2 separate regions of the Homo sapiens genome follow, and region 2 is linked to region 1. Evidence: read pairs that join two places in POLR2A ChIA-PET (ENCODE). Cell type or tissue: IMR-90. All regions are shown on one strand. Links, peaks and the distances in the headings refer to the core of each region. The heading gives the core; the rest is flanking DNA.

Region 1 (5,000 bases), core at 1-5,000:
AGTTTTCTTATTTAAAATAGGATTTTTGTTCCTCTGCAGAAGAGTAGTCATTTTAAACATGTAGATCATATACAACAAGAAAAGGAGAGCGGGTGAAGAGAAAGGGGAGATATTTTGATTTTTTAAAAAGACTAAGATTTTTAATGAAAATAGTAGATGTTAACGTATTTTCACCCTTCATACCTAATAGTGCCATTTTGTTTTGTCTTACTTTATCATTGGATTAAAGAGTGGGAGATTTAGGTATTTGGAGGCTGTTTTATTCACATAATTTATCAGGCCCCTAATATAAGCAAATGCGCTTTTTTTTTTTTTTTTTTTTTGGTCAAATGGTAAAAACTGCCGCTTAGGTTTAGTAGTTTTCATAAGCGGCAAAGCTTCAAATCTAGTAGCATCTTCCCATTTTAGAGATAAGAAAATGTAGATAAGTACTAAAAATTTAAGTGAAAACTAATTATACATGTGGAACACAAGGGAATTTATAAAAGTCAATACCCTGTCAATGGGCGAGGACTCGCTTCCCTTCATTACTCGTCCTGTCATTATGTCAGTTCCCATCATCCAGAAGAACCATTTGCCTTTTCTGTTTGCATTGTCACTAGAACAATGAATGATAGGGGAAATGGAAATAAATTAAGCTCTAATTACTCCATTTGGTAATTGTAGAGAGCTCTGAGGAAAAAATTATTCTAGCTCATAGTTAAAGTGAAGTCTAAGAAGTTTTTGTGATATTCATTTACTCCCTTTACTCTTCCCCTCCTACCTAGCATAATCAAAAGCTAGCCAAGGTAATACTTTACTTTAAATGTGGATCTACAAGCTAAGAGTTATTGTTTATTTATCTGATTTTGATGGTAAGAGATTTCTATCCTATAGCATTGTTTCCATTCTCTGAAAGTCTCAGATTTTAGTCACCTTATAAAGCTGTTCCTTAATAAACATCTTGTTGGCTAGATATTTATTGTTGTTGGTGGTTTGTTTTAATTATCTGAGCAAAATAATTCACCAAAATATATTAAAATATGACTAAAAACTTGCAATGTATCTACTTATTTCTAGATATTAACATTATACCCAACTGTCATTATTTGTTCTCTTGAGGCAGTAAGAATACTGCTGTTTCTTATATGATAAAACTATCTTTAACTGGTCATGTAACTTACGGTGACATTGTCCTAAAGATGACCTTTGCATGATAATCTTTTGAAGATGCTGCAAGATAAATATATCAAATGATTTCCCTTTTTGCAGTTGTGGCTTGTTGTACTTTTGGTGGAGAGGCACATGTTTACATTCATGACCTTAAAGTTATCTATAAATTTCAAGGGCTGTCTTTCAGAAAATCAGTCCTGTGTGTGTGCTGGTTTCATGTACAGTCTGACGTTGAAGGACAAATTATAGGGATACTTTTGAGGTAGCATGTGTAGGGGTTTACATGTGTAGGATAAGGTAAAGGCTTGTGTTTTGTAAGATTTTTAAAAGATGTTTTTCTTAATTGTGCTAAGATTTTCACAAAATTGTTTTCTCTGTATCTCAAGGGTCCCATATGTTTTAATCTTCAGTTTTTAAACAATATCTGAATCACAAGAAAACATTTTACACTTTAGGATTAGATGATACCTTGAGGCATTTAGAGAAATATTACTCTAAGATAACCTAGATTTCTAATAAATTATACAAGCCAGTTTATACTTCTTTCACAAGTCTACACTTCCACTATTTTCTTAGTTCTTCAACCTCATTACCTAATTCAGCTATATGAGTACCTAGGATGTTCAAGACACTCTGGGGAATACAAAGAGGAATAAAGCACAGAAAAGCTAGTCAGGATGAGACAGGCATGTGATTAAGAGGTAAGGCATATGAGAAGCATCCAGAAAATGTGTGGGATCCCCAAGAAGAAAAAAAATTCCAAGATGCAGGACTGAAAAAGGAATAAAGAAAGCTTCATGCAAGAGGGTCACTGGCTATAAACATTAAAAGATTGGCAGCTGTTGTTTTTGTAGGTATGACAGAAAGAAATAGCATGGAGGTGGGAGAATATGTATAGTAATAATGTAGTCAGTTTTGGATAGCCTATAGCATAAAAAGAGTAGGCAGGTGAGGTAAGACCATGGCAAGGAAAGTTAAAACCAATTATGAAGTGTCTTGAATTCTACATTAAGTAATCATAATTTGGTAGGCAGGAAAGAATATTTAAAGTTTTCTTTTCTGGCAGAGGAATGCTAGAAACAGAATTGGGAATTTAGAAGATTTAAATTGGTAGCATTTCCAATGCAATTGTGATAGATTTCAGACAGTGAGCTAAGAATGCAGAGGACAAAAAAATGTTTCTTAGTTGAGGATTCAGTGAGGTTTCAGTGTGAACTGCTTCAGTTGATACTATCAGTCTGTGCATTTGAGGAACTATAGTTCTTTTTTACCATTTGCAAACAGGTTTTTCAGATATCTGGAAAATATATAAAGTATTTATTTTTAGCCCCCAAAGTTGTGATTTATTGTACTCACTCAGGTAGTGGCAGCTAAAATGATTTTTGGGTGTAAAGAAATGGTTGCAGGTGAGAACATGAAATTCAGAATGACATAATGTTAAATCTTGTCCTCTAGCCACCGTCAATAAATATGAACAGCCATTTTAGATGAACGGAAACATGATCATCATTTTATAAAGTACCTGCGCATTTAGGTCCTTTGCTATCTCAATCTACTAATTAGGAAAGAACTATACAGTTCTATTCCAAGTTTTGTATTAGGCGTATTGTCAACTCTCAGTACATATTTATGAACAGTTTATAGGAATAACAGCCATTAAGCAAATTATATATATGTGTGTGTGTGTGTATGTGTATATATGTATGTATGTATATATATGTATGTGTATATATATAACATATATATACTCACACATATTTGCTGAGAGTATTTCAGTAATAATGAATTTCTTTCAGCTAAACCTAAGGAAAGTGATTTCACTAGTTAATACTTCCATTAATAAGTGCATCTGAGCCAATCAGCAGTCAATATTAATTTAAGCCTTACTGTGTGTAAAGCACTGTAAGGCATATGCTATAAAATGGTAAAGGAGTAATAGAATTTTTGTCCTGAAAGAGGCCCAGTGTGGCCTAAATTCTCCTTGACAAAACGTAAGTACACAGAACATGAGCAAAATATTATCAGATGCCAAACATCAAATGAATGGTTCAGAAAAGACACTACAGCATTTCAGTGGCCATAGAAATCCTTTAGTTACTATACATCAGTAACAAATGGTATTTCTGAAACAGTTAGAAAAAGTGACATTTGCATTTTAAAGCAGATTAATGGATTGTTTCAAAAAATTAGGAATAAGTCACTTAATTTTCTTAGGTATTGCCCTCCAAGAGTAAGTTACCTCATTAATTGTACTTTGTGGCTTTACTAGTGATAGACATCATTGCCTGTATGACTTGTCTTCATGAAATTTAATAGTAGTACATAAAAATATGCAAACTCTGTTATTAGTATTTTATTCTCATTTACCTAATGTGCAAGATGAAAGCAATTTCAATACCAGTAAATGTTTGAGTGTATTGGTATTTTTTAAAGATACGTTCATAATGTTCTGATTATAAAATCATAGTTGGTTTATTGTTAAATTAGAGCCAATACAGCTGAAACTATTATTCCCATATCTGTCTTTTATTTTATTGTTGCTGAAATTTTATTAAGCATCTATCTATGTTGGATGCTTTGTCCTAAAATAACAAACTATTGCATATAAAATCCACATTACATTTTCCCAAATGAGTTTTATATGTATTTGTAATATGAATTAAGGAAATTTGATTGCAGATATCTTACATTGTGTCTATTCCTGCAGCATGCAAAGAATTCCAATGAAGAATGACTTCCAATGCTCAATATCACAATGAGCGTTTGTGGTTTGATATGTGTGTTTGTCTGTTAAAAGGCCTTTTTTTATGTTAAAGGATTTTATTAAACTTCAAAATGATTAATATCTATTAGGAAATTTCTTCTTTCTGGCACACTTCAGAACACTTTGCCTTGTTCTGTTATTTGGCCACAGTCAAAAGCCCAGATAAAATCATTGTATTTAAAGGTAATATTTTGTCATGGTATGGCTACAGTATATTGAGTCTAATGAAGGGAAACATGAAAAAAGAGAAATTGGTACTAAAGCATAAGACCAGTCTCTAGTGAAACTTTAAAGCTATAAAATTTGATTTTGTAGCTTTGAAATACGAACGTTGATACATTTCAAATATGTTCTTTAAACTTGTTTCTTATTTTAAGTTGATAGGTAAGGGTATGGTCTTTTAAATTTTGTATTCTAAAGCTTCCACATCATTTTAGAAATATGATGGGGGAAAGTAATTGGTAAGTCCTTGACTGAATTATCTAGCACTGCTCAAATTACTTTACATGTATTTAGCCCCACCATCAGTCTACCTATTAAATATGAATTAATAAGAGTTTGCAAAATAACTCCATGATAAAAATCTAATGATTGCTTATAGGTCTTAAAATGTGTTCAATTTTTTCTTGTGAATATGTTTCTGCAAAATTATCCTCTCATAACCGCCCCCCTTTAAGTTGCTGTAATTTCAAATTGTAGGAGAAACGAACAGTTTTTCAGACATTTCCTGTAGTGTAACAGAAATCTAGACATCAGAATCTCCTAATTCAGAGTAATTGAACACTGGCTTTGGATGGTCCCATATGAGCAAGTTAGAAATTGTGGTTTGTGTGTTCACAAACTGAAAATTTTGTTTAAATTTGCCTGCACTTGGAAAGCCAGAACAGGTCTCTAGTTATCATTAGCACAGAAGCTTCAACCATGAAAGAACAAAGGCACTTCTGATTATATTAATGTACTGTTTCATCAGAAAGTTTAAGAATGTTCCGTTCACCATGGAGAAATATAATTTAGAGCACTTTAATTTGGAAGGAATTAAAAAAAGAATAACATCAGTGCTGCTTTTTTCTTTACCCCTTATAGA
Region 2 (5,818 bases), core at 363-5,362, 240 kb before region 1:
CTGACTATACATTGTAAATAACCAGTCCATGGATGTGTCCCTGCATTGGAACCCAAGATTAAGATTTGGATATGGATGATGTATGCTTATATAAGTCTTTTTACTTGTTTGTCTACACTGTCTTAATAAATCAGTCTTTTTTTTCTACATGCCTTGTGGAAAGTATACTTCATTTCATCAAAATAAATAAGTAGGCTAGGGAGATTTTGGATAAATTAGTCCTTAAAATTATCAATTTAACCCAGAAAACACTTTATAACCTGATGTGGTTTGGCTGTTTCCCCACCCAAATCTCATCTTGAATTGTAGTTCCCAGAATTCCCATGTGTTGTGTGAGGGGCCCAGTGGAAGGTAACTGAATCAGGAGGATGGGTCTTTCCTGTGCTGTTCTTGTGGTAATGGATAAGTCTCATGAGATCTGATAGTTTTATAATGGGGAGTTCCCCTGCACACACTCTCTTGCTTGATGCCATGTAAGACATGACTTTTGCTCCTCCTGTCTTCCGCCATGATTGTGAAGCCTCCTCAGCCATGTAGAACTGTGAGTTCATTAAACCCCTTTCTTTTATAAATTACCCGGTCTCAGGTATGTCTTTATTAGCAGTGTGAGAATGAATTTCTACTCTCATATAATTTTTAAATTATCTACTTAACATGCTTATTAGAAAAATAAAAAATGATTATTAGGATACACAAGAATAAAAAAATGTGAGAGAGAATATACATAGTACCAAAGATCGACTTCATTCATTTTTAAATTAGTCATCTCTGGCCACCTCATTCCACCAAATCCCAGAGAGTATTTTCTTCATGTTTCAGAAAAGTGGACCTAAGAGAGATGAGAATCTCATCCAAGGGATTCACTGCCCTGCCCTGGAACCCAGAAGAGGAGAGTTAAGTAGATGGATTTATGCTTTGTAGTTCAGGATCAAACTGAGCAATAGCCTCTCTGTAAGTTCACACTTTCTCTTAATCAGAAATTCTTATTAATACTCCATAAGATATCAATAATTTATTATAATATAAATTACTGTGTAATATAAATTACTTTGTTCATATAATCAGATCAACACCAAGCATAAACATATATAAAAAGGAGTCTTCACTGGGGACAGGTTAGAGCAAGAAAAAATTAGATAAAAAAATGAAGAGAGCTGAGACATTTCCAGGAATGGCAGATCTATTCTATGTGAATCATGTGAGGATTTTGAAGCTCTGTAGGCAACCAGAAGACTCTGAGAACCTGAGGGTTGGAAGATAGGCATAGACTGGGAAAAAGAAAGGAAACAAACCACATTTTACTTATTTTTTTCTGAGAGCCCAAGGCCAGTTTTCTGCTGAACATAATCTTTAATCTTTGACAAGCTATTAATACCAGGTGTCAAGTAACCACATTTATTAAAAATCTGATCACAATGAGAAGTCCCAGCAAGCAGAGCCTAGACTTTATTCATCTTTTTTAGCCATGGCACATAGTACTAAGATAAAGTTGAAAATAAACAAAGATGAGTAAGATGGTGACTTCCTTCAAGAAGCTTACTACCAAAAGGAAGTGAATTCAACAAAGTAATTAAAGTTTATAATAGGCATGTGTGCAGAGTACCACAGTAATATACAAAAAAGTGTGGGAGTGAGTGATCGATTTGCTTGGGGGAGGCAAATTAAAGAGAGACTTTATAGAGAAGGGGATGTTTGATGTTCATGTTGGGAAAAGAAAGAGCATAGAGTATCCCAGACTACAGAAGAAATGGTGTAAACCAAAGTCTTGGGTCTTACTCGGCTCCAATTGTACTTCCAGATCTTTATCATTTGATTTCAGCTCTTAACTAATATAGTAATTTATAAAAATATCTTCTCCAAAAATAATTATTAGACAAATGTTTGCATACCCATAATGGTTATTCAGGTCTATGTTCATAAAGTATCCATCAGATCAGGGCCTACACCATCAATCCACAAATATTCTGAATGTTTCTGAGACTGAGACATGTATCTGGTATTATTGTCTCTCTTTCAGAATAAAGGAATAATTAGGAATAAAATTTTCTTCTCCTAGATTATAAAATGAGTCTGTGACACCTTGTGGTTCTCAGTTCAAGTCATGTTACAACTTAGAAAGTTTTTTTATGCTAAACTATAGGTGGTTGTGGTAATAGTTTACTAATAGACTTGTCTTTGTGAATCTTAGTTGATGGCTATTATTTCCTGGCTATGAATTGAACTTTATCAACAGTGAATGTATAATCACGCCAAATGATATGGTAGATACTCTACAACACTGACCCTTTGAGAAACAGTGGCAACGTCCATTGGCAGAATGGTATTTTTAAAGTCAAAAGACTTACTGTAGCAGTAACAAGCACATTTATAAGTATGGTGTCATATATTTGAAATTCTACCCACATTCCTAATGTGTCCTTTGGCAACTTACAGTATGTGAGTACAGATCAAAAGTTTTTTTTTTAAAAAAAGTCTAACATATTCTTTGAAATGAATTTACAGAATATTTACTTTCTTAAGACAGTGACATATGAGGATAGAGCAACTGTATGTTTGACTTTCCGAAACAGCATTTTGTAAAGTAGAAATCCCTTATTTGGTATGCACACATGATAGTGAACGCAGCTGTTGTGAGGAGTTCTGTGTTTCTCTGCCAAACCTAGATGTTGAAGTGATAAGAGTATTAGGAAAGTTAAATGCTTGTCTTTTTTTTGCGTACATGCCCATGCATATTTCTAGTCTCTGCTCAGGGAATCAGATATGTTTTTTAGGTGAAGGGAACGGGTGAAAAGTAAGTAAATAGACCCAAGTCCTTAACCTTCCTCTGTTATACCACCAACTTGATAAGCAAAGGCTGCTAAGAATTAAAATCCTTAATGCTGCACAGAAATCACTTTTTCCTAAAATTTCTACATGAGAATATAATTTTACAAAAACTTCAATATAGGAATCACAAAGACCATCCAACTCAACCACCCATTTAATGCTTTGGGAAACTAAGGCTCAAAGAAGAAAAGTGACAGGACCAAAGAGCCGGGATTGGATACTTTTGGATGCCAAATGTACCAGGAACAGTCACAGTCATCTAGCCCACATGGTTGTTACCAAGGGCTGAATCTGCTATTCTAAATTTTAGAACCCAAGTCAAAAATAATCTCTTGATTGCAACGTCCTATATGCATTATATAGTAATTAATTTCTCATATTCTTCAAAGTTATACATAATTGTCCTTTATCCTTTTAACAAACATTTATCTAGTACTTATTATAAGTCTAGCATTATATTGTAAATAAAAGCAACATGATCCCTGTCCTCAGGGAGCTTAAAACACTCTAGATATAATGGAAGATAATTACATCATATGCTATCATATGATTTCAATTTATAATATGTGCCATGAAGAAAAAGAACAGTGGGAAATGAGATAGCATAATGAGAAACTAGTAATTTATTTTAGACTTGATAGGTGAGGATCCCTTATTAAGGGACATTTGAACTCAAATTGCAAAGATGAATAGGGGCTAGTCAGATGGAGAGCGATTGACATGAGACTTCCTGGCAAAGGGAAAGCACATACAGAGGTCTTGGCATGTTGGAGGCACTAAAGGGAGGGTAGTTAAAGTGGAGAATGGAGAGTCAGGGGCAGAGTGATGAGATGAAATTGAAGAGGTAGCAGGGACTGGATCACATAAGGCTTTATAGGTGGTACTAAGGAGTTCGAATTTTATTCTGAGTGCAGTGGAAAGTTTTTGAAGCAATTTTTAACAGGAATGTTAACATGATCCCATTTACAATGTTAAAATGCTCAGCATTTCTGATCAGCATTTGATAATTGCTTGGGTTAACACATCGAGTCAATACGTGGCAGCTAGAATCACAGAAACTTTAACGTGTACCCTTTTTGTGCCGGATATTGTATAACTCCCACAAGTATGCAGACCCAGCAACCACGGCAGGCAACCAGACAGATGCTGAGTGGATTCCTTGGCTTCCAACCTTTTACTCAATTACTTCCTTCACTGTATCTACACCTGGGCTCTTTCTCCAGTAACGAAACTTTGTGTTCCTTGTCTTGCTTTCAGTCTCATCTCCCGCATCTTCTGGTATTCTTATAACCCTACAGATTTTTTTTTTTTTTTTTTGAAACAGAGTCTCATCGCCCAGGCTGGAGTGCAGTGGCGCGATCTCGGCTCACTGCAACCTCTGCCTTCCGGGTTAAAGCGATTCTCCTGCCTCAGCCTCACAAGTAGCTGGGATTACAGGTGCCCATCACCACACCCGGCTAATTTTTGTGTTTTTAGTAGAGACGGGGTTTCGCCATGTTGGCAAGGCTGGTATCAAACTCCTGACCTCAAGTGGTCAGCCTGCTTCAGCCTCCCAAAGTGCTGGGATTACAGGCATAAGCACTGTGCCCAGCCCCAACCCTAGTGATTTTGACAGTCCTTAGCATATAGTACAACTAATATTTTTATGCTTGTCAAAGGAATAAGTAGATGAATGGATATTATTAGTGGGAACTAGGATTTTGCTATCAACAAAGAATACCAATCATTTTATTGCCTAGTGTTGAGGAAATAAAAATTAAAACTATAACTTAATTATTATTCTGTCTCTGATTAACTAGATGTGTTGAGCAAAGTCTTTACAGTTTTATCCTTTTTTTGAAATCTTCCTAGTCCTCCTTTAATTGAAATTATTGTTGCTTAATTATTGATTGTATAACACTTTAGAAACAAACGTGAGACACTGTAACACGCCTTTACATTGAACACTCTGTCCCAGTCTTTGAAAAGTACTTCTGAGGTTTGATTTCTCCTTTGAGATTTTGATTTGACTTATGACTCCCCTGACTCTTTGTCGATTTTTTTTTTCCTGGAACGAAAGAGCTGTCAAATAGTCATATCATTAAAGGTGTCATACAACCTCATGAAAATAGTCTCCTGCTGTCTTGGAATGCTTAAAAATGATGAATATTCATGTTTCTGTTTTCCTGGGGTCATTTATAATGCTGTGTATTTGTGGTCTCCCTGCTGGGATTCATTTGACCTTGAGATAGCACACATTACCAGAAGAGAACACATCTGACACATCTCAACTAGGTTATGCTTTTTTGTTGTTGTTTTGCAAAAAAACAAGCTTAAGACTTTGTAGGGTACTATGTTTACTTTCCTAAGTAATTTCTATGGTAAATTGACAGTCTCATATTATCAAGTGATATTTTTTCCCAAGGTCAGAATTGATGCCTGTCTATGCACTATGCAGATAAAATTTGATAAAACTGTAAATAAATGCAATTTATTTTCTGTTTCATATCACTTGTTTGGCTCTCTCAGCATTACCTACTGCCTGCCTTCCTAAAGGAAAACCTCCACTGCGTCCTTTGCCTCACTCCTTTGGGATTGTGCTCTCTGTTATCTGTCACCACTGGAAATGATTTGGATCAACAAATCCCCTAAAGTGTTACTGATATTGACTCAAAGTATAATACTCTAAGAATATTGATATTTTACTAAGGGATTTGTATAGAACTAGATGTTACCAAAAGAAAAAAAAAAACTAAGAAATATTTCTTAAATGGTAGCCTTTCAAATGAGGATTTGAACCGGAGCTAGTCTGGATCTGAGTAAGCCTGCCTTCCTAGTGCCCCTCAAATCAAACTAGGTAAGCACATCTCCATGCCAACCCTGGGGAAGGGAATGAAAACAAGTTGTCTCTTTCTTGTAACACAATCATTAAAGTGGGGAAATTGTAAGATCTAGAATCAGATAGGTTCGTTGCCAAGCTCTAAACAGTTGGCTTAGTCTTCAAAGTGTGCGG

What was found. Peaks named below come from ENCODE experiments on the same cell type or tissue, not always from the same donor. Only the 100,000 strongest peaks of a DNase experiment are listed, where the experiment ranks them.
Region 2: POLR2A ChIA-PET joins it to region 1 with 5 read pairs; 3 of 35 experiments call an interaction of 5 or more read pairs at or near these places.

What each region holds. Positions count from the first base shown.
Region 1 is chr3:105,693,929-105,698,928 of GRCh38, reverse strand. The region is part of intron 12 of CBLB (Cbl proto-oncogene B); the gene reads left to right. Among named protein-coding and RNA genes, the nearest start is that of CBLB, 170 kb to the left of the region's middle. In IMR-90, for the core only: no CTCF peak of the experiment used is centred there; no DNase peak of the experiment used is centred there.
Region 2 is chr3:105,930,853-105,936,670 of GRCh38, reverse strand. No RefSeq gene overlaps it. Among named protein-coding and RNA genes, the nearest start is that of CBLB, 65 kb to the right of the region's middle. In IMR-90, for the core only: no CTCF peak of the experiment used is centred there; a DNase peak (open chromatin) is centred at 2,620.